Linked DNA regions of Mus musculus: all the other regions are linked to region 2. A link is a loop called in an ENCODE intact Hi-C map of the cell type or tissue named here. Cell type or tissue: heart. All regions are shown on one strand. Each heading gives the region's core, and the rest is flanking DNA. Links, peaks and the distances in the headings are about the cores only. Region 1 holds the start of Ttc7 (tetratricopeptide repeat domain 7). Region 2 holds the start of Srbd1 (S1 RNA binding domain 1). Region 3 holds the start of Mcfd2 (multiple coagulation factor deficiency 2). Region 4 overlaps 4833418N02Rik (RIKEN cDNA 4833418N02 gene). Region 5 holds the start of Pigf (phosphatidylinositol glycan anchor biosynthesis, class F).

Evidence for each region. A loop is a pair of places that touch in the nucleus more often than their neighbours do. Peaks named below come from ENCODE experiments on the same cell type or tissue, not always from the same donor. Only the 100,000 strongest peaks of a DNase experiment are listed, where the experiment ranks them.
Region 1: it touches region 2 in a loop (4-fold over the local background); 2 of 42 quality-filtered maps call a loop at or near these places.
Region 3: a loop joins it to region 2, with 4 times the contacts of the local background. A loop is called at or near these places in 6 of 42 quality-filtered maps.
Region 4: a loop joins it to region 2, with 4 times the contacts of the local background. A loop is called at or near these places in 7 of 42 quality-filtered maps.
Region 5: it touches region 2 in a loop (4-fold over the local background); 2 of 42 quality-filtered maps call a loop at or near these places.

The regions. Positions count from the first base shown.
Region 1 is chr17:87,279,863-87,285,748 of GRCm38, forward strand. Ttc7 (tetratricopeptide repeat domain 7) reads left to right here and starts at 3,024. Exons shown (of 20, transcript NM_028639.3): 1 at 3,024-3,548. The coding sequence starts at 3,362. It overlaps 4833418N02Rik (RIKEN cDNA 4833418N02 gene), which reads right to left and starts at 2,952. Exons shown (of 5, transcript NR_015506.3): 1 at 2,312-2,952; 2 at 697-900. In heart, for the core only: no CTCF peak of the experiment used is centred there; DNase peaks (open chromatin) are centred at 2,329, 2,989, 4,079 and 4,619; H3K4me3 peaks cover 3,304 bases; H3K27ac peaks cover 2,524 bases; H3K27me3 peaks cover 2,068 bases.
Region 2 is chr17:86,142,862-86,148,850 of GRCm38, forward strand. It overlaps Srbd1 (S1 RNA binding domain 1), which reads right to left and starts at 2,314. Exons shown (of 21, transcript NM_030133.3): 1 at 2,260-2,314. In heart, for the core only: no CTCF peak of the experiment used is centred there; DNase peaks (open chromatin) are centred at 2,330 and 2,940; H3K4me3 peaks cover 1,941 bases; H3K27ac peaks cover 1,844 bases.
Region 3 is chr17:87,263,353-87,269,341 of GRCm38, forward strand. Mcfd2 (multiple coagulation factor deficiency 2) reads right to left here and starts at 2,595. Exons shown (of 4, transcript NM_139295.3): 1 at 2,483-2,595. In heart, for the core only: a CTCF peak has its summit at 2,711; a DNase peak (open chromatin) is centred at 2,689; H3K4me3 peaks cover 2,250 bases; H3K27ac peaks cover 1,792 bases.
Region 4 is chr17:87,271,644-87,277,632 of GRCm38, forward strand. It overlaps 4833418N02Rik (RIKEN cDNA 4833418N02 gene), which reads right to left. Exons shown (of 5, transcript NR_015506.3): 3 at 5,769-5,939; 4 at 4,803-4,831; 5 at 3,243-3,727. Among named protein-coding and RNA genes, the nearest start is that of 4833418N02Rik, 8.2 kb to the right of the region's middle. In heart, for the core only: no CTCF peak of the experiment used is centred there; no DNase peak of the experiment used is centred there; H3K27me3 peaks cover 519 bases.
Region 5 is chr17:87,023,200-87,029,188 of GRCm38, forward strand. Pigf (phosphatidylinositol glycan anchor biosynthesis, class F) reads right to left here and starts at 2,202. Exons shown (of 6, transcript NM_008838.1): 1 at 2,099-2,202; 2 at 466-714. The coding sequence starts at 693. Cript (cysteine-rich PDZ-binding protein) reads left to right here and starts at 2,362. Exons shown (of 5, transcript NM_019936.3): 1 at 2,362-2,476; 2 at 4,500-4,565. The coding sequence starts at 2,461. In heart, for the core only: a CTCF peak has its summit at 2,549; a DNase peak (open chromatin) is centred at 2,262; H3K4me3 peaks cover 2,376 bases; H3K27ac peaks cover 1,327 bases.

The DNA of each region.
Region 1 (5,886 bases), core at 887-5,886, 1.1 Mb after region 2:
ATGCCATTGTGAGGTCCCAGAGCTTCTCATTGCTTTTCCTGGTGTCTCTTTAGATTAAACAAACAAACAAACAAACACCAAAAACAATGAACAACAACAACAACCCTCAACAGTTCTATTTGTCTTCTCTAGAGGAGATCAATACTATATGGTGTCTGTGTCTTGGACTCACTGGGGTATCCTTCTCCTTTTCCCAAATGCCCAACCAAGAATCCAAGGCCACAATGTACCCTGGGACTCTCTTCTTCTTCAATATGTGGATGACCTTTTCTTGACTCCTACAAAGGAGAACTGTAAGACTGAGTCACCCCTCCGCTTACTTCTCTAGCTCAGAGAGGACCTAAGAGTGCCGTGCACAGGTTAATTTGTAAGGAAAGGCAAGATTTATTCCATATAGAGATAAACTTTTAATTGTAGAAAACCAGGCACCCCCAAAGGGGCTTAGACAAATTAGAGAAAAGACAGTTGCAAGGGTTTCCGATTCTTACTGACAACTGCAGCTAGTGTGATCCCACCTTTTCTGAAAGTTCTGTGTTGTTAATTTGACCTAATCAAGCCCCTAGTAACCTTTCCCCAGTGGATCCAAGGCTTTCGGGGAGTTAGAATTAGCACTTCAATACTGTGTGCTTCTGGGCCTACCTAAGTATCATAAACCTTTCAAGATCCAAGTATGAGAGAGATCTCATGAGCCCTTACCTTAATAAATATCAATATCCTGTTACAGTCTTTCCCACAGTCCAGGGGCTTTCACTTGTCTAGGGACAGCCACTAACAATGCAGTCAAAGCAGCCTTCAGGGCGGCTTCCACTCCTCATGTCTTTTGTTGCTCACTTGAAAGATGCACACTTCTGCTCATTGTGGAGGTGCACGCCGTTTGTATCAGCACTCAGGATGCTTGGTCTACACGGTGAGTTCCAGGCCAGACAGAGCAACATAGTGAGACCTGTCTCAAACAAAATACCAACCTGCCCCCCAACCCCCCATACTTCCTCCATGAACTTCATTGTCTTTCTTAGAAACACTAATAAGACTGTTGGGGTCAAAGCTGTTCCTCTTCATGTGGAGCAGTAAAATCATTGGGAGACCACCACGATGTTGGCTAGCAGCTTTGGTAAGCTGGCATCAGAGTGGTCTTGACTAAAGTTAATCCTGAATTTGTCTGTGAGATACAAGATTATGTAAATTAAATAAATAAATAACATTACTTTTCTTTAAAAAAAAAAAAAAAGGATCTTGCTATGTATCCCAGGCTGGCCTTGAATTCTTTTTAATCCCCCTGCCTTTAGTTTCCAAATACTATGACAGCAGGCGTGCACCACCACATGCAACAAACCCCACTTGCTACTTGCCTTTTATCTCACCAGATGTTATTAATGCAGTCACAGCTCTGTGACTTTTTCGTTTGTTCTTTTTCCTATAGGTTTCCACTCTCTCTTCCTAATGCTGGTCATTAGAAGATGAGGATCTTGGCTCTGCTAGCAAAGAGCTGAGACGCGGTCAGGCGCCTGGAGGAACACTTGCTTTGTATCTGAGGCACGAACTCTGTGCCCTCCCGTGCCCACACTCAAACTGATGATAGAGTCAAACAGACAAGAGCTAATGCTCTCTGCAGCCAGTCCTCCAGTATTTGCAACCGTGGTTGACAAAAGAATGGGAAGAAAAGATGGGGTTTCTTTGTTTCTATCAGTCTACCCTTCCCCTTTCTGTCAATCCTGCTGTTCCCTCTGGCCCCAGGGGTATCTCCCACTAACACTCTGACTAGGTAAATTGAAAACGCATTCTCAGGATACCCAAGTCAGTCTTTCACTCTTTCTGCCTTCCCCAACCCTCTCCCCACCCCATCCCCCTGCCCCACCGCCTCCGTGAAACCTAGTTCTGCAGAACCTCAGGTTCTGCACACAGGGGCAGGGAATCTTGCCTTCCAGGGAGGAAGGGGGCTTCATTTCGATCACACGGAGGAGCTGAAGTTTTGATAGGGACCGGCCCTGGTAATGGGCGTCAGGAGCCTGTGCTCTGATAGACCCGAAAACCTTAGTTCTGTACTGAAACTTGAAGCTGTAAATTTCCCGGCAGCAAGGGGCAGGGAGTGGAAGGACCTCCCGGAGAAGTAGAAAGCGGTCAGTTTCGAACTACTGAAAAGCTTGCCTGAAATCATTCTCGAACGTTTTCGGAATGGACCTCACAACAAGTGACTTAAGTACAGGCCCTGGGGATTTTTTTTTCAGTGTTGGCTGTGGTTTTAGCTACATCCTCAATTCCCAGGCAGGATTGACAGCTCCAGTTTCACCGAGGGTGGGGTCACGATACTTGCCTTCTAGCCAGGGTAGTCCTGGCTCCGCCCTCCAAGCCCCGCCCAGAGTCCTTTGAACTTCTGGGCACCGCTGGCCTTAGAGCGGAGCAGAGCGGAGTCGGGCGCTCCCTGGAGTTCTGATCAGCCTTTAGACACCAAAATAAAGTAGCAGCAAGTGGAAAATCAGCTGAGATCCTCTTTTAGAACCCAGAGTAGGCATTCCGATGGAAAGAGGAGTCCGGCAGTTAAAACAAACATAAACCCTCTCCGAGTTGGGGACATCCGAAGAGCTTAGGGACTTGCCCCGGCCGGTCTATCCGCAGCCCTGCGGGCGGGCGCGTTGCATCCGACCCGGATCCGCCAAGAGCCCGGGACCAGGACTGTCCTGTCGGCCGCTCCTCGGATTTGTGACGTGCCTCAGGCTGTGGCGGTGACGGGGCCACCACACAAAGCCGGGCGGTCCGGGCGGAGGACCCCAGGCCAAGAGTCCTGACGGGATGGGGAGGGAACGGGGAGCGAGGCGCCCCCGGGCTCCCGGGCTCCCCGCAGCATTAAAGTGAGCACCCAGTCAGCGGCGGGGAGCCGGCGGAGGGCGGCCCGAGATCGCCGTGTGCGCGCTTGGCTTCTGTGGCCTCGCTGGCGGTCGGCTCGCCTAGCCCGGCGGGGGATAGCCACGCCCACTTTGGGGTGGAGCCGCGGCCCGGGGAGGTTCCGCTGTTGGAGACGCCCGGGCACGGGGCGGGAGCTGTGGCAGCAGCTGCTGCACAGGAGGAGACAGCAGCGTCAGGAGCTGCTGCAGCAGCGGCGGAGGCTGCTTCTGGACGCCTTGGGGTCGCGCAGCCGCAGCCCCAGTCCAGAGGCTCCAGGCGGTGCGGTGGGCGCTGCCGCCGCCGCTGCTGCTGCTGCTGCTGCGGGCCCCTTGCCGTTACCCGGGCCCCCTCTGCCACCCGGGCCCCGGATGCCGTCTGCACTCCCGTCAAGCCTGCTGGAGAGTGCTCCCCAGCCTGGACGCCGCCCCCGGCCTGGTCTCCACTCCTCCGCCGCACCTCCCATGACAGCTCCTGCTCGAAGATGGCTGCGAAGGGCGCGCACGGCACCCACCTGAAGGTGGAGAGCGAGGTGGAGCGCTGCCGCGCCGAGGGCCAGTGGGACCGCATGTTCGAGCTGGCCCGGCATCTGCAGATGCTGGGCATTTCCGGCGGCGGCAGTAGCAACCGGCGAAACAGCCCGAGCGGCAGGTTCACCACTCTGGACACCGGTGAGTGAGGGAAGGGCAGATTCGCCCGGAGCGAGCGCGCGAAAAGCACCGCCTCGTCCAGGAAGCGCGACTCAACCGACCCGTCCCGGAGCCGGCGCTGGGTGCTACCCTCCGGCTTGCCGAGGCAGTTAGGAAAGTCGTCTGTCCCAAGAGAAAAATCGCTTTGCAGATTGGGTGTTTGAAGAGAAGAGAGAGAAAGAGAAAAGTTTGTGCTCTCTGCCTTTTAAGGTCACGTGGGTAACCCTACCCTGAAATGGAGGTTTCTGTAGGTATCAGAGAAGTGCATTCATTAGACCGGACCGTTGCCTCCCTAAACTGTCGAAACTCCCTCATGTTAAATTTGTTCCTCTGTGTCTTCTCTTATTTTCCCCTCAAATAAAGTTGAGACCAAGCTCTGTCCACAGCAGACTTAGACCGATGCGTTTGGTCAGAGAAGAGGCCGGCGAACCTCAGTTTCTTCGCCAGTGGCGGACACTGGCCCCATCCAGTCCTGGCAGCCTGTGGCTTTTGCAGCAGGGCTGGTTTAGTTGGGCTGGGCTCTTGTGCTGGGGCGGGAAAGCACCCTGATGGGGTAGAGGGAGAACCCCGCCCAGTCTTCAGACCCAGATCCTGTTTCGGGTGTCTTGCTCTCTGCGGTGGGAGAGGTTCAGAGCCCGCCGCGTGTGCACACCCACCTTTTCCGAAGTGGGCAGAGAATAAGTCCGACTATAAAGAGTTTTCCAAAACCACCCAGCCCGGGACACCTCTGTGGGAGCGATGGGGTGATTATAACCCTGATCCAATATAGTGCTTACTGTGTGCCACACCAACCTCGGGACTTTAGCCGTCACTCCTCCCAGCGACTCCTGTTTCCTGGATTTGCTGTATTTATAGGTAAATAGCTTCATCAATCAGCCAGTAAGTTGTGAAATCTGAACCCAGGATTCTGAGTACACCTTTTCGTTTGTCCTGTGTTCTCTCAAAGATGAGTACCCTTGCAGAGCAACTAGAGTGGATAGGAGGCAGGATGGTAGACAGTTATGGCTTAGATTGTAGAGCTCAGAGGAAAGGCAGCAGGCTTCAGAGTTGCAGCGGACCCTACAATAGAAGGGCAAGGTATTTCCCAGCATCCTGCATGCAGGAATCCCAGGAGGTCTGAGCATGGCAGGGGGAAGTGGTCAGTTTCTCCCTGTTCCAGGAAATGTATGGGAATCCTCTGGGCTGGTGCACGCGGGACACACTCAGGTGTTGGTACCTGGTACCTTGTGTGGGAATATGAGTGAGGTTGGTCCCACAGAGCAAGGTGCTGGGCCCCAGACAGGAAGCAGAGCCTCCTTTCGTCCCGTGGGCCTGCTTTTCCTACACTCTTCTTCAGAGCCCTCCCAGGAAGGCTCATCAGTATCCCAGGAGAACAAAGTTTAGGGAGCCAAAAAGGTGAGGAAGGATTCCAAGATGGACTTTAAAGTCAGAGTGCAGTCCTGCTGGACATAGTATCACGTGTCTGCAGTTCTGTCACACAGGAGCCAAAGGCAGAGGGCGGTTTTGAGTTTGAGGCCAGTCTGGGCTGTGTATGTATTGTAATTTTTTGACAACACAACTGACCAGTAAAAACAGATGGCCTCCCCTGCTCAGCTCTGTGGGTGATTTTTCTCTCATTGTTAAATTTAGATACACAATCCCAACCTACACAACATACACATATGTGCACATTCCCGCGCGCACACACACACACAAGAGGAAGGAAAGCAAATACTGCCCAGAGCATGCAAGCGCATTTTTGGACGGACAGAGATTTCTCTTTCTTTGAATTCTGTAGTTACTCAGAGAATAGGAACTTCTTTCCGGGGGAAAAATAATATTGGTGCTCACCCCCCTAACTGCAGCCTAAGAAGGAGAATCTTGATTTTTGTGTGTGTGTGTGTATGTGATGGCGCACACAACCTCTCAGCACTGGAAAGAGGGCAGTGACAGAAGGATCTCTATGAGTTCCAGGCCAGCCTGGGCTCCATAGTGAGTTCCAGGTCAGATAGGGCTACGTAGTACACAGTAAAACCCTGACCCCCCCCCCTAAAAAAAAATTTATCTTTACCTTTTTAAATTTTTGTGTATTTTAATTCTGCACGTGGCTGTGTGGACATGAGTGAATGTGCCCACGGAGGCAGGAAGAAGGTGTTTGATCCTTGGGTTCCCTACAACCACTGAGCCACCTTTCTAGCCTAGATTATTAGGACCTCACCTGCCCTGTCAGACTTTTGCAGTAGGTGACCCGATGGAGACCTAATGAGGAGAAGGACACAAGGTACTAAGGGGGTTGGGGGTGGCCAAACACAGATGTCCACATTTCACGGAGGTCCTGAGG
Region 2 (5,989 bases), core at 440-5,439:
AAGTTAGGAGTCAATCAAATGCCAATCAACTTAGTGACTTAGGAATAATCTATACTCCTAAAGCAAAGCAGACATCCTCTCGCAATATCAATGATTAGCCACTATGCCACTAAAAATATTTACCATAGTCAAAGGCTCAGCAGTTAAAAAATATAAGACAAATGACAAGAGGAATCACATAATATAACAAAAAAGTAAGTCTACTAAACTGATAACATTTATTACCTAGAGAATGTCAAAACAATAAAAAATGCATTAGACTAGCATGTTCAGAACAAGTCTCTGGACCAGAGGAATATTGTAAACCTTGGCTCTAACACACTTATAAAAGGAGGTAATACTTCACAGAAATACTTAAGCAGTTGTCACAAAGAGGAGCCTGATGTCCCAGTATCTCTGTCCTGTGAGTGCAAAACTGAGGGAGACTGTGTGGAGAAGGAAACAAAAGGCCAGCAGAACAGTCTCTTAGCAGCAGACAGGACAGGACAGGTTATGAGAACAGGAAAATATGACTTCATATGAACAGTTTGCCATTATAAAAATAAAATGTAAAAAAAAAGGGCTGAATAGGAAATGTGGCACACCTTTCTTTAACCCTAGCATTAGGGAGGCAGAGGCAGGAGGATCTCTAAGAGTTCCAGCCAGGTCGGTCTACATAGTAAGATCCTATGTATAGATAATTAAGTAAATAAATAAGAAGTTGGTGTTTGACACAGTGCTAATTCAAACCAGGTCAGGGGAAAACTTGCCTTCACTCTGTAAACGGAAGAGAGACAACTAGCTGCTCCTCTGAAGTGATTTAACCACAGGCCTTCCTTGGGAGCAAACCCATGTTCTAAGAAAGATTTAAACTACAAAAAAGCCAGTTGGAAAGTTCTACAGAAAGCAAAGGCGGGTTGTCTTCAGTGCATTGAACAAGAGTAGAACATGCAACTGTCCCTAGCCATGACTCAAAACCCACAGTGAAAACATTAACATGTTATTAAGTAAGTCCCAAGCATTTGAGATCAAGTCAATTTATCCTTCAGTCTCCATTTTTTTTTAAAGTTAGGAAGGAAGAAAGGACAGACAGACAAACAGAACAAAAAATGAATGAAAAGAAAGGACACGTGGACAAGAAAAGTGAGTGCTAAAATTTTTAGGACCAAGGTTGAGGGATCTGGGGTTGGGTATACTCTGTCACAAAAGGATCTTTCTAGGTGACCTAGCCCACATGTTAAGATGCACCCAACCCACAAAAATACTGGTGCGCACCAATATTTAAAAGGGGGAAACAGCATTTAAACTTCTAGGGTAGTAGTTCTCAACCTTCCTAATGCTGAGTCTCTTTAAAACAATTCCTCACGTTGTGATGACCCCAACCACATAATTATTTTCGCTGCTGCTTCATAACTGTAATTTTGCTACTGCTGTGAATCGTAAATATCTGATATGTAGGGTATCTGATATTCGACCCCAGTGAAAGGATTATTGTTCAACCCACAGTGGAGAGCCACTGTTCTTGGAGAAAAAAAGAGACAACTCTTAAGGCATCTAAATGTTTCCCTGAGGGGATTTTAAAAAAGATGCTTCACATGTCCACAGACCCTCAAGAGATAAAACAAAACAAAGAACAACAAGCCATCTAGCAGGAGGACAGCAGCTAGCCTTCGCTACGAGAGAACCCTGCTGTGTTTTTATGAATGAGAATCTTGAGACTCCATGGGATGGAACGGTTTGCTCCAACGATAGAGGTGTGAGGCAAAGTCCTACAACTGAGAGCCACGGGTACCAAGGCTCGTCCTGCGCCGCCCTGCGCCTCCCTGGGCACAGGAGAACGTCAAGCTGCCACGTGGGAAGGAAGACTGAGGAAAGTTGCTCAGAGTTCTCAGTCATCCTTTCCCTCCATGGCTCGGTCGCCTCCTCTGTGCCCAGGGCACCTCTGAGGAAGGCGCGTGATCCCGGCGCGCCACGACTGACAGCGATTCCTCCCTCAGCTCCGATTCTTCGGGGTGAAAACAAACAAACAAACAAACAAACAAAGTGGCCCTGGCTTTCTCACGCCTGCCATGCGCGCTACCAGCCGGTTCAGAGGACGCGCTATGGTGACAGTGCTGAGAATGTACAGTGTAGACTGTGTGACAGACCGCTGGTGCTAAAAGACAGAAAATCTTCATTTAAAAAAAATTCTTTCCCACACGAGCACTCATAAATACCGCGGCCGAAAAGCGAAAACGGCCGGCCCGGAAGCATTGCCGCTACGGTGGACACAAAGCTCACCTTCGGGCTTGGCGAATCTGGAGAAGAGAGTTCTGCTGAGGAATCTTCCGGTTCCCGCCGGAAGTTTTTCAAACGCCGGAAGTCCCGCCTTACTTTACTGGAGCCACACTACCGGGGCGGGGCGGGGCGGGGTAGGACAGGGGCCAGGGCGAGGCGGGGCTTGAGCCGGTGCGGTCCAGGGGCGGGGGCGGGGCGGGGGCGGGGCGGGGGCGGGGGCGGGGGCGGGGGCGGGGGCGGGGCGGCGAGGAGAGAGACTGCTCCTCTGGTCCACAGGGAATTTGTGTTTGTCGCTACCCTAGGGGAGGGGCAGAGATTTGGCAAATATGCGTCCGCCTCTATATTTCCACTTTTCTGACAGACCTCTCTTGGACTACTTTACACCCTTTTCACCCATCCTTTCATTTTGTGTTTTGGATTGTTTTTTGTTGTTTTGTTTTTTGAAAAAGACTTACTCTGTAGCCCAGCTCAGTCTGAGTTCGCCACGTTGCCCCCGCTGCGTTGTATTTTTAGGCCACAAAACCTAGCTCGTCCCTTTTCTTTTTCTTTCTCCCTCCACCCTACCACGCTGTGAAAGTGTCTGAAGTTTTCCGCCTTGGCTAAGTCCTTATTCATCCCATGGGAACCTTACTTAACGAGAGACATTAGCTAGAGTCATCAGCCTCTTCCTCCAGTCTCAGGCAGTTTGATAGACTGCCAAGCAGATCCATTTGGAAGCCGAGGCCTCTTAGATACTTCCAAGAAGATTTATGCAAATTGCTTTTTGCCTTTGAACCGGGTTTCCCTGGGTCCCATCTCCAACTGTTAAGATACCCAGAACACTGAAAATAATAGTCACTGGGTCATTAACTCGAGAAAATGCAGCTCTCCCGGAGAATCAGAAACCTTGCCCCATCTCATATTCAGAGTCCCGAAAAGTGCAGTGAGCACAATCCTGGTAAACGAGCCTAGGCACAGTTTCCTTTACATGCAGTGCTGGGTTTTCCTTGTTCAGAGCTGATAAAGCACTCATACTTGTCAAGATGATAAACCAGGTTGGACCCCGGGAGCCCGTGTAAAGAGAACCAACTCCCAGAAAGTTGTCTTCTGACCCAAAAATAGCCTCTACCTTTTGATTAAATTAGGCTTAAATAACCCTTGTCCACAAGGAGACAGGTTTTTGTTTACTTTTTGTTTTGTCTCTTTTGGTCACATCAAATGCCTAAGCTGTTGCACAGTCAGCTCATAGTGAATAGAAAATCAAATTGGATACCCCAAACCGCAGAAAACTCCCATGCTGCTTTCTGAGTTTGGAAAAGTCAAATCTTAAACCCGCTGTGATAACCTGAATCCTACCTTCCCCCTTCCCCCAATCATTCCAGTTTTTAAATCTATAAATCATTCTCCAGAAATTCTTTCCATTTACATCTCTAAATCAGTTCCCAGAGGAAATTAAAAATTACTTATCTCTTTCCTTGCTATCATTTTTATCAGCCCCACGAAACTCACAGAAACAACATAAGAATAAGGTTTTAAACTAGAGAAACAAGACTTGTGAGTCTAGATTAGAATTTCATCTATCAAGCAGAACAGATCCTATAATCCCAGCTTGGGGGATAGAGGTACATCCTTATCTAAATAGTGAGTTGGAGGCCAACCTGGGCTATATAAGATTCCCTCTGACATAATTTCACAGATCAGAGCCCACGAATTGGCCAACAAGACAGCTCTGTGAGTCAAAGCGCTTGTCACTAAGTCTGAATGCTAGACTCCACATGGTGGGAAGAGAAAACCAACTTCTTAAAGTTGTCCTCTGACCTACACATATGTCCACCCATACATACACACAAAAAGATCTGTGTTATTCAGGGTTCGCTAGAGGGACAGAACTTATAGAATGCCTCTATATATTAAGGAATTTTATTGTGATGACTTGCAGTCTGTAGTCCAACTAAACCACAATGGGCCACTATGGATGGGAAGTCCAAGAATCTAGTGGTTGCTCAGCACCACACGGCTAGTTGTTTGAGCTCGTCTTCGGTAGAAGTAGATTCCAGCAGCTGTGCTGACAAGTACTCAAGTAGTCAAAGAGGTTTTCCTTCTTCCAATGTCCTTCTACACCTCCAGCAGAAAGTGTAGCCCAGATGACGGTGTGTGCCACCATACCTGGATCTGGAACCTGCTCTGTCCCAGGCTGACCTTGAACTCAGAGCTCTCCTCTGTCCCAGGCTGACCTTGAACTCAGAGCTCTCCTTGTCTTAGTCTCCTAGGATTAAAGACGTGTACTACCTTGCCTGGGCCTAAGCTTTTCATGGCCACTATGCCTCAAGATCTCCATGCCAAGATCCAGGTCAGAAACTTGTGTCTTCCAGCCTCAAGGTCTGGATCACAGGTGTGCCCTCCAATTCTGGGTTGCAGTTCATGTCATGTGTGAAGCTCCTGACACGCAGAAGACAGGGCCTCTTTTAAAACCTACTATTCTTTTAAAAATGTAAGCCAACAACTTTGTCCTTAGTGTCAATCACTTAGAATGATGATTGGTTTTAGATTATCAACCTGACTGAGTTAACCGTCACCCACCGGATGGAAAGGCTTTATCGATCTGTGCCTGTCCCAAGGACACTGACATTTGAACGTATTAGACGAAGGGGGATCTCCATATGATGTGGCTGAGTGTTGTCCAGTTGTTTGAGGGCCTGAACAGAACAAAAAGGTGAAGGGAAGGGGATACTCTGAGCTCTGTAGCTGGAACAGCCCTTTTATCCTGCCCTCAGATGCTGGACTCCGGAGAATCTACCCTTGGAATTCTGGGGCTTAGAACCTCTTGTTCTCCAGTTTCTCAGGTTAAATGCTGGGGCCTTTGTATTTAGAGTGAGCCACGCTTTCAGCTTCCCCAGTTGTCTAGATTGTAGATGGACTGGTGCAGGACAGCCTCCATAATTGTGTGAACCAATGCCTATGATAGATAGGCCCTGCCTGCCTATCTACCTGCCTATGTATCAGTCATATCATAGCTTCTCTGTGTGTCAATCATATCGGCTCTGTTTCTCTGGAGAGACAAGACCACTATAAATCATAATAATGGAAGACTGCTTCAAGTGATATACTGTACAGATTGAAATGAAAGAGCAAGCAAAGGTAGGAGCAGTATTTATAGTCTAGTATTTAAACAAGAAAACTGTTGTGGTTAATATTGCTCTGTGGTTAACATACTACTTAGAACATATAGTTCCCAAATAAAAGACACAAAAACCTTTGTATTTATAATAAACCTTCAAGCATTAGAGCTGGGCAGATCTCAACCCTCTGTGCTATTTTCCCTACTTCCCTGTCAGTGATCCTGAGATATCACTTGGCAGCTTCTGCATGGGCCACTCCTGCTCCAACAGGCCATGCACTCACCATCGATCGCCTACCCCATGGCAACTTCTTTTTTCTCCTCCTCTCCTCTTCCTTTCATGGAACCTTTGCTCTGGCCCCTCTCTTCTGCCCATCCAGGCTGCAGGCATCTTTATTAAATACGCTTAACACAACAAAAGCTGGTATGCATGAAGATTTGCTTGACTCGAAGCAGTCAGATCTTGGGGTACAGAATTTAGCATTTGAATACAAAGAACACCAGACCATCCCCCTACAGAAAGCTCCATTTTCTGTAGATTGGGACAAATTCCTATGCTTTAATGTTGAAGCTAGCTATAGGAACCTGGGACTTGTTACATGTTAAGATAGCAACCTCTTGTTTCATTTTCAGTGC
Region 3 (5,989 bases), core at 581-5,580, 1.1 Mb after region 2:
AGAACATGGTTGGCTCCAGCTGGGATGTGTACCTGTGGCATGTTTTAAACTGATGTAATAGCAGACCTTGACCCAAGTGGTTAATAAGCACAGGAACTTTGAGTTCAGGTTAGCCTCTCTTCAGTATAAAAGCCAAGAACCTCTGAGCTTGCGTCGTCGGCAAGTTCCCAACATGAAAGCTCAAGAAATACCAGCTCCAGGAAGTCAGAAGGAATCCCACAAAGCACGGGGACGACAAGAGGCAGGGCCTGCCACTTGCCAGATTCAACTGTTCCCAGTCAAAAAGGACACATTGCATCATCCACACTCCAGTTACTTAGTTCAAGGCCATGGGCACAAGGCCTGGAAAGATAAGCCCCAAGGGTTCCCTGGCTCACTCACCTTCAGGAAACGGCAAAGGCCAAGCTAGAGAAAAACCCAACTAAGGGAGAGGCTGACAACTGACTTCCCTTTTCTAAAGACCCCCATGTACAGAGACTCTTCTTGATGGGCCTGGAGTCTTAGAAACTTGACTATCTTATGTTGACTACTTATATATTCTTGACTGAAAGGCTGTTGCTCATCCTTTGGAGAAGGTCATCTTCAACAGAATGAGCAACTCTGGGAGAGACACACACAGCAACGAAAGAGGAAAAGGATATTGCTAAGCTCAGCAGACCACCACCACTAACCCTGTCGGTATGATCAGTGGGGTATGATCGGCGGCGGCAAGCAGATCGTCTGGAAACCAGAGAGGGCTGTAGAAAACAATCAGGGCCTTAGCATGAGTCTGACAGGGCAATGCTGACCTGCCTCAGAGCCTTGACTCCAACAGGGCTCCTCTCACTGCTCCGGACGCCTCTGTTGCCACTGTGTCTGGTCATTCCTCCTAGGCCCGGTTCAGATGAGACGTAAAGACTCTTGTGGTTAACACCCCTTGCTTCCTTGTCTGTTTCTTCCTTCCTATCTTTCCTTCTCCTCTTTCCAAAGGTCAGGATCTGTGTTCTCTCATTTGTGAACTGAACAACGCTGAGCTGGCGTGGGACGTGGTCAGAATGGGGTGAGAAGAAACACAGTACTTAAGTCTCTATCTCAGAGGCCCTGGCCTAAGGCTGAGCTCTCCCTTTGCAGCACTCCTGCCCACCCTTCCTTCCCACTGGGCCATTATTCCTATCAGGGAGTGGGCTTTCCTCCTAGCAGCTGTTGGCAGCCTTCAGAGGCTCTTAGTTGGGAATTTACATTCAAAGCAATCACATTTGACAACACCCCAGACATCCTGTTACACGGAGCCAAGGCCAACTGACTAGTGCTTCCTAGTTGTAGTCATCTCCATGCTCTTGAAGTCCAAGTAACCAGCAAGTTTCTGGGTTACAGAAAGCCCCCACATGGGCTGAGGTTGAAAACTTGTCCTGAATAGGCTGGTGTTTAATAGTCTGGTCCATTTGTTCACTGGGGGATTCCAAAGGAATGCCATGCTACCCTTATAACTAACATTTAACTAAGAGCCTAGTTACATAGGGAGAGCAGAGCTGTGAAGGCTGTGAGAACAGTCAGACGCCTCTCGACAGCAAAACACAGGTCACTAAAGAGGCACTCCAGGGGTATCACACACACCCCCATCCACAGAAAGCATGAGAAGAAATATTTCAACCCAAAGCAAAGCACGCCCCTCCATATGGCAGTGAACACCTAAACATGACTTAAGTCCAATCCAGAATATTCAGATGAGGAGGGGCAGGTCTTGAGTAAAGTACAAAGACAGTGAGTGAGTCACAACAGGCATTGCAGGAAGGAAAGAAGAGCTTGGAAGGGCAATGAGAATCCACAGAAGGACCTGGGAATGGGGCAGGGTGGCTGAGCGTGTCTCTACCTCCCCTGTACTGGACACGTTGAGGAGGGTCAATCAATATTAAAGGAGCAGAAAAGAGAGCTGATTGCTAAGGCAAGGTGTCTGGAAAAGTGAGAGTTTTGAATAGGTTCAATGTATTTGATGAGTGTAGGTAAGAGTGACGCCCAGGCCTCTGGTTTGGGCATATGTGTGGATGGAGGTGCCATGTCCCAGAAAGGGAAAACGAGACAAACGAGCATCCCTTGTCTACCTAACCTCCTAGGCTCAAACTAGCCAACCCTGTCGAGACAACAGGACCTGTGGGTCTGCCCCGAGGAAGGTGGGGGAGCCAGAGGCAGATGGAGTAACGCCTGAGACCCGCGTGCTTCCAGGCCAGCCAGGGTCCGTGTCCAGCCCACACAGCTGGCCCTACAGCCTAGTACTGAGACTCCCAGCAATGGGGTGAGCGCAAACAACAGCGCGGTGCTCAGCCGGGCAGACACGTCTGGCCCCCGAAACCCTCTCGGAAGACAGGCTGCCTCCGTGGGCCACAGGTCCCGCTGCGCCCTGAAGGTCCGCATCCTCCACCCCGCCACCCGGGCCTCCCATTCTCGAGCCCCAGGCCGACCGACCTCTGCCCCGAGGGTCAGGCCTCCGGCCCGTGGGTTCGCTCACCCCGATAATCCCCGACGCAGTCGCGAAGCACTCCAACGTGAACCTTGCCAGCTGCCGTCCCTGGGACGCTTTTCTCCGCACGCCGGTCCCGCCCCTCGCCCAGCCGCGCACGCGCACAGCCTCCCGCCCGCCCACCAACGCTGCCGGCCCCGCCCCCTGTGCGACCCGATCCAGTGGATCCACGTGTCCCCTGTGGCTGGCGCGGCCAGACCCGCCTCCCGAGGGCGACACCCTACTGCTAGGGCCCTGGGGAGGCCAAGAGGCGAGCTGGTTGCTAGGCAAACCTGAGGCTCCGGAACGTGGCTCACCGTGGGTTGTGGGCTGCAGGATCCGGAGGAGGCGGACTCCGAAGCTGGCCAGCCTCACCTTCTCTATACTTTGACGGATATCCTTGCTTCCACTACAAACTGAGAGAGTAAAACCCCTAACTCCTGTCCCAGTGAGGCAGCCGGTACTTCTCGGGGATCCTGCGTTTCCAAGACTGACCTGCTTCCATTTTCTTTTTGCTCCATTCCCTGAGCCGCAGCCTCAAGATCCAGCTAGTAAAGTTCCTGAAATCGTCTGGTTTTGTTGTTTTCTTTGAGAGAAGACAATATATTTAAAAAAAAAAAAAAAAAAAAGGATCCTGCCCTTTGATATTAACAAAATTGTCTTTCAGTGAATGTGTATAGATACAGATAGATATATGAGCTTAGGACTGTACATTTTAAAATTCCTTCTCTCCTTTGTATCTTTGAAGATACATAATCGTATTTTTTTTAGATGCACCTACATCAAAGATGGAGAGAGATTATATCAAAGCCCACCCCCACCCCCTCTTCCTTGTAGCCTTGAAAATTGCCCAACAGCACCGTTTTTGTCTCTTTGTCCCACTTTCCAAGATTAAGATTTCAACATTATCCATAGGGAGAGAAAGCCTCTTTCAAGAGTCCCTAAGATATTGCATCTCATTCCATCTCATTCTGAAGGTTAGATTAATTTGGTCCAGTTCATTCTGGGTACCCTGTAGTTGACTGCATTGTACCTACGATCCTTTGTCCTGGGAGCTACAAATGCAGGCAGTTTATGAAGCTCAGTAAGTAGAGACTGGACCGAGGGTAGCCTGGAGCATTCTTCACCTCACACCTCCTAGACTTTTTGTTTTGTTGCTGATTTGGTGTTTTGATTTTTCGAGACAGGATCTCTCAGTGTAGCCCTGGCTGTTCTGGAACTTGCTCTGTAGACCGGGCTGCCCGCAGACTCAGATCCATCTGCTTCTGTCTCCCAAGTGCTGGGATTAAAGGTGTGTGCCACCACTGCCCTGCTCAGACTTTTTTCTAATAAGCACTTGCCACCAAGCCAGATACTCCACCTTCTCTGTGGATGCTAGCTTTTGTCATCTTTCTCTTTCTACTGGATCATTCTTACCTGCATAGATGCTTGCCCTCTGGTTCTTTCCTACAATGCTATTGAAATGGCCATCTCCATGCAAACCAGGTCTCTTCTGACTTGCTTATTCCTCGAAGTCAAACATGGCTCCCATTGTCTCCTTTGTTTGAATGCTGTGGAGGTGGGTTTGAGTTCTGCTATGCTCAAGCTATGCTCAGTGTGACACACAGTCTCCTGCTGCCTGCTGATCAAGATGCAGAACTCTCAGCTCCTTCTCCAGCACCATGTCTGCCTAGATGCTGCCATGCTTCCCACCTTGATGATAATGGACTGAACCTCTGAAACTGGAAGCCAGCCCCAGTTAAATGTTGTCCTTTGCAAGAGTTGCTGTGGTTATGGCATCTCTTCACAGCGATTAAAAACCCTAAGGCACAGCCACACTTTGAAGCATTTTTTTTTTCTTTCCTGACAACTATGCTTGTTGTTCTCCGGTCTGTCCTCCTGGCATCGCATCCTCTGCTCAACGTACGAAAAGAGGGCGCCATGGTGCTGAGTACTCTCATCTAGTGATTTCATCTAGTCCTGTGCTTGAAAGGCCAGTTGCATGCAAACAACTCCCTAAAGGTTTTGTATGTGCATATGTAATATGTTTGCATGTGTCCACGTGTGTGAGAGCATTTGCTTATGTATGGATGCTATAAATCTATACTGAATGTCTTCTTCTGACCCTCTTCTGCCAGGGTCTCTCGAACCTGGCATTTGTCAGTTTGGCAAGGCTAGCTGCCCAGCCATGAGCTCCATGAATCTTCCTGTCTCCGAGACCCCCTCTTCCATCACTGAGATGACAGACACTTTCGACCATGCCAGGCTTTTATGTGGGTGCCAGCGGCCCAAGGTCAGGTCTTCTGATTGTATGGCAGTACTTTCCCAAGTGAGCCATCTTTCCTGTAATTCTTGGTACCTCTAAATAACGGCCTCCTTGTCAGCTCCATTTGATGGCTAACTGGAATCTTAAGCTTAAGGACCCCTTGTAAAACTTGACCCTTCCCCTCAAACCCATGCCAGTCTTGTCTATGGTAGCCATATCACTGATATCCACTTGGTTATTTGAGTTGAAATTCTTGGAGGTCTTCATGATTCTGTTACCTTTGTATACCTTTGAGCAAATCTCCTTGTGCTATCAAAATATAAAACTTTAAAACACATTTTACACCTCTAGTTTCTCGTGGTTCTACTGCTAGGAGCCGCCATGGAGCCACGAAGGGTGTCTCAGAGATGGCCCACATGATCTGTCTGCTTCCATCCATTTTTGCCCAAGCTTGGTCTATGGCAGAGACACTACCTCTGTGACTTTTGAGGTTGCTGTTCTGCAACGTGTGACAAATCCAATTAGAGGTTAAGGAACTGACAGTGGGACTGGAAATTTGGTGACCCTCTTTTAACAGTCGTGAAACAGCCCAAGTGGCTGTCTGTCACTTGCTGGACCTTGAACACAGTCCACACGCCAGACAGTTGTATTCTAAGAGAACTATCTAGAACGTTGGTGAGTATTGACCTTTCTTAGGAACTTTCTGCAGAGTCCTTCAAAGGAATGGCAGATCAGGTTAGAAACTGTTGGCTTTGAAAGCACAGATTAGAGAGGATCTTGGTCTACAGTCTGTGAACTGAACTGGCCAGGAGGCTCCCCGGAGCCGAAGCCTTGCTGTGGGATTGAAATGACCGATTTCTTTTGTGTGCTTAAGTTCCAACGAGCACAAGTGGAGACAGAAAGAAAGAAACTTCATTATGAGAAGACTGAGGCCCCAAGTAGACAGCAAATAGGTAGCACGACTTTCTGCAGACATGATTTTTGAATTGCCAGAAAGTGATGTATTGTCTGTGGAGAGGACTCCACCGCAGGGAGAGAGGGATGAGAATAACCTCAATTTATAACTCTCAGTGTTGCTGTGAGTGTTCAAACTGTCAGTGGACGATTGGTGGACAGGAGGAGGAATGCAGTTTGCAGTTGTTACAGATAGCGCTGCTTTAAGCATGTATCTTGTTGCACATCTGCTCACAGTTGGAGAAATGAAATATTTAATACAAAGCAATTTAAGGACTCTGTAGGCGAGCTATTTCAGCATGATTACTTATACATTG
Region 4 (5,989 bases), core at 547-5,546, 1.1 Mb after region 2:
TACAGAAGCTAAACACACCAAATGTCTTTCCATCTTTCCTCTCTAGCTAAGGAGCCATGTGATGCAGTCCCTAATGCTGATTCGTAGAACTTGAGGAAGCTGCTTTTCTGATAGGTGAGCAGTGACTGTTACAGCCCTTTCTCTCAGCGATGGGGACGGAGTAGTAGCCACCTTCCACCCATGAAGAGGAACGGCGGGGAACCTCAGAAAGACTGGCCCAGTGCTGCAGAGCTGCTGGACCAGCATTCTCAAGCCATCCAAAGGTTAAACAAGATGTCTGTGTACCTGTGTGAACTGAATTTACCAATCTCAGTGGTTGGGAGTTCAAACCACAATTTACATAGAGAGCATGTGATCATTTTACATAGAGAGCATGTGATCATTTTACATAGAGAGCATGTGATTATTTTACATAGAGAGCATGTGATCATTTTACATAGAGAGCATGTGATCATTTTAAAAAGGGAAGAATGGTATTTATAAACATTCACAAATGTGATGGGCTGCTAAGTTGAAAGATCTGATGGAGATGCCAAGATAGGATAGTCAGAAGTATCATAGAAAGGGATAAAGCAGACGAAAAAGATGCAGATTTTCCAACAAAGGTTTCCAAATCTGGGCATCCCTTCTTTGGTCCTCTTCTCAGGAAGTCTCTCCTCAGAGAGAAGAAATAACAAGTCAATGAGGGGAGGTCGTGGAGGATGTTTTGTAAGAAAAATTTCTTTGGAAAAATTCTTTAAAGCTACCTGGTTCTGTATTCTAGGAAGAAAGGCTTGAAGAATTTATAGGATGGTCGCTGATACTGGACACATATGCTAGCCTGGTCCCGAGAAACATGAGAGGTCATGAAAGAGAAGGGAGAGAGGAGGGTCTGGAATCGTGCTCTCTGAGAGCAGCTCAAGTGAGACAAGAATCGTAGGGACCAAGCAGACTCATAAGTGGCTGTAGGGTGCTCAGCCCTAAATGGGACACCTGCTCAGGGGGCACTGCTCAGGGACACCTACTCAGGGACACCTGCTCAGGGAACATCTGCTCAGGGACACCTGCTCAGGGGACATCTGCTCGGGGGACATCTGCTCGGGGACACCTGCTCGGGGGACACCTGCTCAGGGACACCTGCTCAGGGGACATCTGCTCAGGGGACATCTGCTCAGGGGACATCTGCTCAGAGGCATCTGCTCAGGGGGCACTGCTCAGGCACATCTGCTCAGGGAACATCTGCTCTAGGAAGTTATTGGAAGAAGGGGTGGTTAGGATGTAAGAGCCAGAGGATGGAGAGAGCTCTGTGAAATGTTCTCTTCCAGCGATGATATGGCCATTGCCCAAATGACTGGATTACTGGGTGCCCTGCACATGATCCAGCCAACAAGATCAGTTAGCATCTAACAGAACACTAACTGGATTCACTGAATTACAGAAATATCAAGAGAAATAAAGATCTGATTGGGGAAATGGAAAGGTAGAGAGGAGCTCTTTGTGGGAAAGATGGAGAGGTAAATAATAGGAAGGATGTCTGAAAAATAGGGACTCGTAATATTTTTTAAAAATTCTAAAATGCATGTAATTCTGTGTCTACACATAGAATTTTCACTTAAACTATAGTTATATATCATGCTGCATGCATGCATGTGTGTGTGTGTGTGTGTGTGTGTGTGTGTGTGTGTGTGTGTGTGTGCAGTGTAATTTAAATTTCTTATCTGGGGTCACAACGCTCCCTCCAGGCATGAGAAGATGTCTTCTGATAGCTTGTTGCCCAGGGTTGTCCAAGAGACTTCTAAAATATACAGCCTGTTGCTATGGCTCTTGGTGGGCCCCTTAGGTAGGAGGTAAGCCCACAGTGCTGAAGATACCATGTACTTCAGACACATGACCCAGAGTTCCTTGAGCTGGAGCTGACCCGAATGTTGTCTTCCTGATGACTGGGTCTCACGGTCTCAGAAGGTACCATGCAAGCTTCTGAAAGAGGGAAGCAGCCAACAGTTCTTTCTGCACGGTGCCATCACCCTAAGAGTGCAGTAGTGGCACACATACCTTGGTGGTAACCAACAACTCTAACAGGGCTTAAGACCTGTTCAACAAGCAGTAAACTGCCTGATAATGGAAGCCTAGCCAACTTCTCAAGGCTAGTGCAGCCATGGGCATTGGAAGAGAACCTACAATTACTATTTCTTTACTAAACCAGCACAATCCCTAACGACCTTCTAAACGTCTGTCCTTATACTCACGGGTAAGGTTAAATAAACGTCTCTTTGTAGCAGACAAGAGACCATTCCAGGAAACCACAACAAATCAAAGTCCAGAGTTGTGGAGCACCATCCCAGTAGATCCCTCTACACAACACTCCCACACCTAAGGCTCAGTGAACACTGTGGAAGAGGAAAGAGAAGAGTTAAGAACCAAAGGACCGGGGAGTTTGCTGTGGGACGGTGTCTCCTCGTGAGTTCAGAAATACACCAATAAAGTCTCCCCACCATGACTGCCTAAAGAGGAGCTGAAGAGGAACAATAGACATGCTAATGTGAACAGGATAAAGACCACATGGTCTCAAACCTACAGAACACTCAGCAGGCAACCAAGAAACGCGGATGTTTGGGAGACTCTCCAGAGACAAGCACACTAATTGACTATCCAATACCAGATGGTCAGCCCAACATATCTATGAGTAACATTATTCAGACTGAGCAGGTTATATTTAAAATATATATATGTATACGCACACACACGCATGTACACACACACACACACACACACACACACACGTAACTTTTCTAAGCCTTGAATATGAATGAGAGCAAGAAGGGGTATTTGAGAGGATCTGGAGAGAGGAAAGGAGGGAAGGGGGAAATGATGAAATTATATTATAACCTCAAAAATGAAAGAAAGAGGAAACTAGGAGGGGGAATGGGGGTTAGAGGTGGACTTGATCAAGACAGGTCGTTGACAGTTATGAAGTCTTCAGAGGAGACTGATGAGATACCTCAGCAGCGAAGAGTGGCCCCCATCAGAGGGCTCAAGTTCAACTCTCAGCCCCCAAGTCATGCAGCTCTCAAAGGCCTGCGACCCCTGTTCTAGGGAACTCAACACGCTGACTTCCTTGGTCCCAGATTCATGTGCAGGCACACTAACACCCACACACATGGTAATAATAAATAAAAATGACAATAAAAGGAATGCACCTCTGCTGATCAAGTCTGTAATAGTCACCTCGGGCTTTTGAATTCTAAAGATAATAAATATATGTTGTTGTTTTAAATTTATTACATCAGCCACAAGAAATGAATACAACTAGGTTTATCTTACACTAGTAATGCAAAGATACTTCATCACATTAATAAACTTAAACCAGAAGTCATGTGACCCTCTAAAAATTCAACATATTTATAAAATTGAATTTCAATCATAATTTTTGAAAAATGGGATAATTTTTTTTTCAATTTTATAGAGCTATTAGAAACCAATGTCATAATTACCATAAATGCAATGGTTATTTCTAAGAGGCAGAGGTTGTTTGGGAAGGGATATACTGGAGGCTCCTGGGATGCTGGTAAAAACCTGTTTCTTTACCCTGGTGGGAGCTTAATAAGTCTGTGTATAACGATTGTCTTTCATGCACTTTGCTTTAATTGTGATGTTTCTTCACAGCACAAAGCAGGATGTTCTCAGCGCTGGAAACGGAATGCAGAACTCTGTGAATGCAAAGTCTCCACTGTAAAGTCGCAGCTCCGGCCTGTGGATGTTTTTTGAAGACAGGATTTTGCTATACAGCTTTTGAATTCAAGCGACATTGAGCTCATGACCCTCTTACTAGAGTCTCCCAACTGCTGTAATTACAGACCTGTGTCATCATGGTTAGTTCAAAAAGTATTTGTGAAAGGAGGGAAACGGGGATTTCGAAAGCAGAAGCAGGAAAGCTGGCTTTATGGGGTACAACTGCTGTCACCAGAAAAGCCAGACACTCAAAGCTGACTCAAGACTCCCGGTGACTAACACCAGCTAAGGAAGGCTGTAAAAGGTTCTGAGCACTCTAGCTGACCTCTCTCTCTCTCTCTCTCTCTCTCTCTCTCTCTCCTTTCCTCCCTCCCTCCCTCCCTCTCTCCTTCTCGCTCCCTCCTTCCTTCCCCCTCCTTCCCTCCCTCTTTCCCTCTCTCCTTCTATCCCTCTCCCTCCCTCAGTCCTTTCCCTTCCTCTCTCCCTCTCTCCCTCCCTCCCTCCCTCCCTCTCCAGAGGATATGGAGACAGTCAGGTCCCTGTTCTGGGAAGGAGTAACTGGCATCAGTCTTATAAGAGAAGCTACTAGAGAAACAAGACTCACGGAGACAAGGAACAGGAGGGATGGGATTGGTGGGACATCACCCTCCACCCTCTCCCTGCCTGCTTAAGGGAGGTTTGGTGTCTCAGTCATAAAGTGAGAGGGCAGGGTAAAGGACACTCCAGAGCTCGGTCTCCCAGGCTTGGGAGCACTTCTGGCACTTTTAGATTCTAAAATTAACTTAACAAATAATTACTGAGAGTCCGTTCCACACAGCACCAGATGATTTTGAAGCTTGCCTGTGTCGGACTTTAGACTCAGTCTAAAGATTACACGCCGTTCTCCTGACAGCTCACAAAGGTTCGCCATCCACCCAGACGTGGTTGGTGTTTTAATGCTAATTTCTTGAGTATGTTGTTCAGTACTAAGAGTTAAGACACGAGCTAGCTTGAGCCAGAAGTGCTGTGAGCCTAAACTATGGCAGTAGTAGAAGGTGGCAGACAGGCTGTGTGACAACATGAGATAAGGAAGGCAGGGTCGGCAAGGTGCTTACCTAAACAACCATGGAGCTTTGGGTTCAATCTGCAACAATGAGTGGAAAAAGGAAATATTAGGAAGAAACCTGCCATGTGTGAACACACTGATGACATCCTGCCATGTGTGAACACACTGATGACAACCTGCCATGTGTGCCACACTGATGACATCCTGCCATGTGTACCACACTGATGACATCCTGCCATGTGTGCCACACTGATGACATCCTGCCATGTGTGCCACACTGATGACAACCTGCCATGTGTGAACACACACTGATGACAACCTGCCATGTGTGCCACACTGATGACAACCTGCCATGTGTGCCACACTGATGACATCCTGCCATGTGTGATCACACTGATGACAACCTGCCATGTGTGCCACACTGATGACAACCTGCCATGTGTGATCACACTGATGACAACCTGCCATGTGTGCCACACTGATGACAACCTGCCATGTGTGCCACACTGATGACAACCTGCCATGTGTGCCACACTGATGACAACCTGCCATGTGTGCCACACTGATGACAACCTGCCATGTGTGCCACACTGATGACAACCTGCCATGTGTGCCACACTAATGACAACCTGCCATGTGTGCCACACTGATGACATCCTGCCATGTGTGAACACACTGATGACAACCTGCCATGTGTGATCACACTGATGACAACCTGCCCTGCATGCCACACCACACTCTGATGGCCTGAGTAGCTTCAATAGCTGATCTCTTTGTGGCCAAGCTACATTTCACATCCATGTTGGAAAGTTTTGGGGTGACAGAATGTGAGAAGAGGTCACACAAGGTAGATCCCTGTCAGCATTCTAGGTTGTGCAGGAACTCCCATCCAGGCAGGAAGGAACGAAGAGTCTATGTAGAAAGTCAGGAGAGAAAGCAGTCAGATTCATGGCTTCATTTCTAGATGGCTGGGAGCACTTGGTACCCTCTGGCCTCACTGTTCATGCCACCATACCTGCTGGTTCATCGACTTAGGAGGCAAGGAGGTGAGCTGGAGTCACATAGACACCATGTGTCATGGAGTCACATAGACCTGTCTTCAGCTTGCCATGAAAGTCATCGTTCGTGGAGGTCCACAGAGGGCCAGAGGAGTCCTCGCTTCAACTGTTACGTTACTTTTCCAACACTGGGACAAAATACACCACAGGAATGACTTTATAGGAAGAGACTCTAGTT
Region 5 (5,989 bases), core at 479-5,478, 880 kb after region 2:
CCCACACTGGGGAGACAGAGGCTCTCTGGAGAGCCACTCTGGCCTAAGTGATAAGCTCCACACCATTAAATGTCCTGGACAGGGCAGGCGGACAGGGTTTCTAAAGATAACACTTCAAGTTGTCCTCCAGCCCCCAAATGCATTTGCCCACCCACATACCTAAAAAAATGTACAAAAGTAAATGAAAATAAACTGCAGTGTCTTGTAAGTTATCTTCCGTGATAAAACCATGCTTATATAGGTCATTCACATTGTGATGCATTGAAGGAGTCATAATTCCACAATGAATGCACAGCAAGAATCTATCAAACACTGTAGGAAGGTAACAGGCTACTGCTCTGGTGGGGGCGGGGGAGACTTGGTTCCCTTTACACTGTAAATCACTCAATAAGGACGAAGCGAAACTTCCTTCTTACACTGTAACCTCCACCCTAAAGCCAGTGAAGCAACAGAAGTGACCCTTACCTTATGTGACAATGAACTTCTTTTAGAGGACACATTCGGTTTCACTACTAAGTACGACAAGAGATTGACAGTGGTCACAGAAGCAGAGCAGATACACAGCCAGGTCAAATGAGCTTCCAATACTGAGAAGTTGTCCACGAAGAAGGACGGAATGAAAATGCTTAGGAAAATTGAAAATACGCACAAAAGATTGGTATACAGAAGTCTCTTGATGTCAGTATCTTTCATGATGTTTTCTTGGGTAGCTATCTAGTAGAAAACAAATTAAGAAAAACATGTAATGATTTTTTTTCCATTGTCCCAAGCACTTCAATACTCTAAATATAAACCATGTATTAATAATTTTCTATGGGCAACATATTTGTTTCAAAACACAGAACAAGCATATGCAGATTTTAATTGTTACTTTAGATTTCTCTAATATGGTATACATTATCTTTCAGAGCCTCAAAAAGAAAATTCCTGTAAAAATTTAAATATTTGTGACTGGTTTCTACAAAGGGGACATGTGCCAGACACCAGCAACTAATTTTACTTTTTTGGCGAAAATCACTGCAGTTCCCAAATGACAGCCAAGTATACACTTAGATATGCAAATGGTGGAGGACCATCTTAAGATGGTCATTATGCTACACTAAGGGCTCACACTGTCTGTACAGATGTTAAATAATGGTAATAGCAGAACGCGAGTGGGAGGAGAAACAATAGTTTCCAGTCTCTAAATACATATATTTGACCTAGAGAACAGTTTCTATGTTATACTGACTAAAGTTAATTAAGAACTTAAAAGTAACACATGTTACAATGTAGTAAAAATCGGGCCCAAAAAGTAACATCCACACCGCAGGGTGAGGAACTAGCAGGAAAGGTAAAAGCGCAAGTCTGGGCATGGTGCTATTAGCCCTCATTTCATTCACACTTATCGTTTTCAAAAGCAAATGATACTGATTAAGAAAACTGGATGAACAAGTTAGCAGATACGGCCAAGGTTACACACGCACAAGCCATTTCAAGCATCGCCTCTTTAAACAAGAAGAAATCCTCCAGGGTCGGGACAAGAACGCATAGCCGTGAAAAGACTTGGGGAAAGTTTCTCAGATTCTCCCTTCCACTGCGGGGTCAGGCAGGAAGCGCGATCAGAAATCCATCCTAGGCCACCGGCAAACACCCATCTAACACGGCGAGCGCGAGCGGTACCCAAACGCAAAGGTGACACCGGCGAGCGAGTCCCCGACCCAGGACACCACACCTGGGAAGCCGCCCTCGGGACTCGCGATCCCGTGAGAACGGGGTCGGAAGGCTTGGCTGCTCCCGAGCCCTCCTCCTGAGCAGCCTTTGCTCAGGTGCGGACCGCAGCTCCACCCCACCCAGGTGGCTCCGTCCCAGCCTCGGACGGCGCAGTGTGGGCAACTGGAGGTCGCCATCATAGAGAGAGCCCGTGCGGCCGACCCGGTGACCTGAGGTCGGAGTCCCCTGAGAGACTGTGATAGACGCCGGCATCTCAGAGGGTCGGTAGCGCAGGGCATCCTCTGGTCCGCCGGAAGCGTGGCGCCCTGGAAGTCACCGCAGCGGTCGGCGGTGCGACCTGCACCCGCCCCGGGCGAGTGTGAGAAGCAACCCGCCACCGGCTTACCTAACTCTCCCGCCCGCCGAAGGGAAGGGGGACACCACCGCCTCCCACCCTCAGGTGCTACAGGCTGGCATGGCCCCTGGCGCAGGCGCAGACCAGAAAGCGAGGGGGCGGGGGGAACTCACAAGCGCACAGCCAATCGTTGACGAGAAGGGGCGGGATAATGAGAGCAGCCCCGCCCATCAGCTCGCGTTTATCCCTCCCGCGACTTTCTAGGTACGGGATAGGCCGGAGCGGGAGGGCTGAGAGTCCGGAAGCGGGCTGACGTAGCCGGAAGAGGAAGTCGTCTCCGCTGGGGCGTTGTTGTGTTTGGGTTGCTGCTCCTGCTTTGCCGGCTGAGGGCACAGGGACACCCCCATGTAAGGATGGTGTGTGAAAAGTGTAAGTTCAGGGGCTGCTTCTGGGGGAGGTGGAGGGCTGAGAAGTTCTCTCGGGATTTCTCTGGTTTTCCCCTGCTGGTCTGTGGCGTAACCGGTGTCTTCCTACCCTGCCCCTCGGCCCTTCTTGCCTGTCCCGTAAGCATAGCCTTCCGCTCTGTGTTGAGAATGGCTTCAGTTCTGCGCCTCTTGTGTTTGTTTCTGTTGTCGTCCTCGCGCCCCTTCTGGGTCTCCTCCGTTACAACTTCTTGATTGGCTCTCGGAGGCTTAAATCGGATCTTCACGATCTTTCTGGTAGCATCAAGAGTTGACAGATGTCACAAGTATAAGTTCCAGGCTCTCGGTTACATCTTAAGATTATAAGCAATGGTTAATTTCCAGTATTATTAATATGTCCCGAATAATGTTTAAATCTTGACTTTCTGCTTTTCCTTACTACAAAACATGCCGCATTTAATACAGATTTTATTTATTTATTTATTTATTTTTGGTTTTTCGAGACAGGGTTTCTCTGTGTAGCCCTGGCTGTCCTGGAACTCACTCTGTAAACCAGGCTGGCCTCGAACTCAGAAATCCGCCTGCCTCTGCCTCCCCAGTGCTGGGATTAAAGGCGTGCACCACCACCGCCCGGCTAGATTTTATTTTAAAAATTACTTCAGTGGCTATCTGAAATTAAGTTAAATTGGATATTTTGAGCCATCCCGTCAATTCATTAATACTCACAGCTTTGGGTCAGGTGAAGGAGAGAGTCTCATCACCACCAAAGAAATCTTTAAGTAGTCACCCCTGGCTTTTAGAAAGGTCTTTTTAACCCTTTTAGTTACCATTCAGTAATTCCAATGAAACCCTTAAGATTTGTTGTAAATATTTAATTTTTTTTTTTTTGGTAGCTGCAAAAGCTGATGATTCGTTTAAAAACAACTTTCTTCTCTTGATCTCTTTCATGGGCTAGACAGCCTTCTCTGACAAGATTCAACCCACATCTCAGTTACTGGCGGATATACAGGACCCATTTTGTTCATAGCCCCTCAGTATGTAGAACTCTGGACACAGACACCCCTCCAGAGCTGTGCCATTCTTAAACGGTTTTTTATTCTTTTCGAAAGTGGGATAAATGGTTAATTAAATGTGGCTTAAATGTATTTAGATTGTGAAGCCGTCCTTTGTGCTGTGCCCTGAAAGGTCATTTCCTCTGCTCTTCTGAGAAATCTAAGGTCTTATTATCTGTAGCCTCTCAGTCTGTCTGCTCATTGCATGCACCCCGTAAGTAAACTGAGGTACTTGCATACAGAAGCTGTAATGTCAGCAGCCGCCTCAGTTCAGTCTTCCCTTGTATCACACATTATTCGAGAAAGTTACTTTTCTCCAATTTTTTAGAGTTACCTCTTAGAACTTGGCACGTACGTGTTCTCCAGTTGTGCATTTACTGAGTTCCAGGGAGTTTGGTTTCAGTGTGCTTTCTTTTCCTTGTTCTGTTAGGTGTTTGAGGACTGTTTGGCCTCAGCTGGCACATCCATACCACTGAGCATCCAGTGCTCTTCTCCACCCTGAACAGTGCCCTACTTAAACAGTACTAAGTAACTGTCCATTTGGAGCATATAAATACAATATATTTATCATTTTAAATTGCTTTGTTTTCATCAGAACCTTGCATGGTGCTTTGTACAGACTAGGTGATTAGAGAATGTGAGAGAGAGGAATGAATAAGTTTGTCAGAACTGCTTAAAGTATAATCAGTTAAAGCCTGTTACTAGAGCATCGTTTTGTCCTGTAAGTTTTATTTAGAACCAGTATCTGTTGCCCACTGTTACTATCTTAAGTTTTCATTCATTGGTTTCTACCCTGGCATTAGTAGGTTCCTCCTATAATCTGACTTCATATCGTTATGTACTTTAGGCGATACAATATATTTATCATTTTAAATTATTATTGTAAAGTTAGCAAAGAAATGGGTTTTGTTATTTTATTTCCACACAGTTTGCTTATTAGATGACAGCTGTTCTCTTTTGCTGTCTTGGCGACCACAGGTGAAAAGAAACTCGGCAGAGTTATCACTCCAGACACATGGAAAGATGGTGCCCGGAACACCACAGGTACTGTTTGCTGTTAGGAGACAGGAGCTGGGTCAAGCGCTGTGGCCCTGCTCTGGTGCGTCACATTTTGCACAGTGCAGTGTTAGATGCTGATTACCTTGCCCAGTAAACACCGAGGGCTCGGTTCTCCTGGGAGTGCACATCTTTCTTCATCATCTGAGTTACATGTACGGATTCCTCATATAGTCAAGAAGTAGTAAAATTATTATTTCAATGTATGTCTATTTGATTCAGATTGGTAAAGTCTGTGTTTACATTTCCTTCCCACATCTAAGTTTTACATTCTCAAACAAATTTAGACTGCCTTACTTTTTTTTTTTATTAAACGCATACAGCAAAGCCCAGTGCAGTGATGCATGCCTTTAATCCCAGTACTTGAGAGGCAGAGGCAAGCGGATTTCTGAGTTCGAGGCCAGCCTGGTCTATCTACAAAGTGAGTTCCAGGACAGCCAGGGCTATACAGAGAAGCCCTGTCTCGAAAAACAAAAACAAAACAAAACAAACAAACAAACAAAAAAAAACCAAAGTAGACAGATGTTACACATACAAAAAGAGTGTAGGCATTGTCAAAGCACTACTTTAAGACTGAACAATAAAGCAATTATACAGTGTTCATTAAAAACTGGGCTATTATATGAAGATTTTTAAAAATTACAATAAGGGTCTGTGATGGTTTGTATATTCTTGTACCAGGGAGGTGTGGCCTGGTTGGAGTAGGTGTGTCACTGTGGATGTGGCCTTAAGATCCTCACCCTAGTTGCCTGGAAGTCAGTCTTCCACTAGCAGCCTTTGGATGAAGAGGTAGGACTCTAAGCTCTGCCTGCACCAATACCTCCCTGGAAACTGCCATGCTCCCACCTTGATGATAATGGACTGAACCTCTGAACCTGTAAGCCAGCGCCAATTAAATGTTTGTTTTTTTTTTGTTTTGTTTTTTTGGTTTTTTTTTTGTAAGACTTGCCTTGGTCATGGTGTCTGTTCACAGCAGTAAAACCCTAACTAAGACAGAAGTTGGTACCAGGAGTGGGGTATTGCTGTGATAGGCCTGACCATGCTTTTATTTGAAAGAATGTGGATTTTTGGACTTTGGATTTGGAACTCAGTGGAATGCTTTAAATGGGGCTTAGTGGGTCATCCTAGTAGGAATCTGGAAGACTTTGTTGCTGGGAGTAACTGTGTTGACCTGGCCCAAGAGATTTCAAAGGAGAAGAATTTCAGTATGTGGCATAAAGACTGTTTTTGTGGTATTTTGGTGAAGAATGTGGCTACTTTTTGCCCTTGTCTGAAAAGTCTGCCTGAGGCTAAGGTGAAGAGACTCAGATTAATTGCATTGACAAAGGAAGTTCCAAAAAAGCCCAGCAGAGACTTTGTTCTCTGGTTAAGTCTCATAAAGAGAAGTTTGAACAAGCATAGCAAGCTTAGAA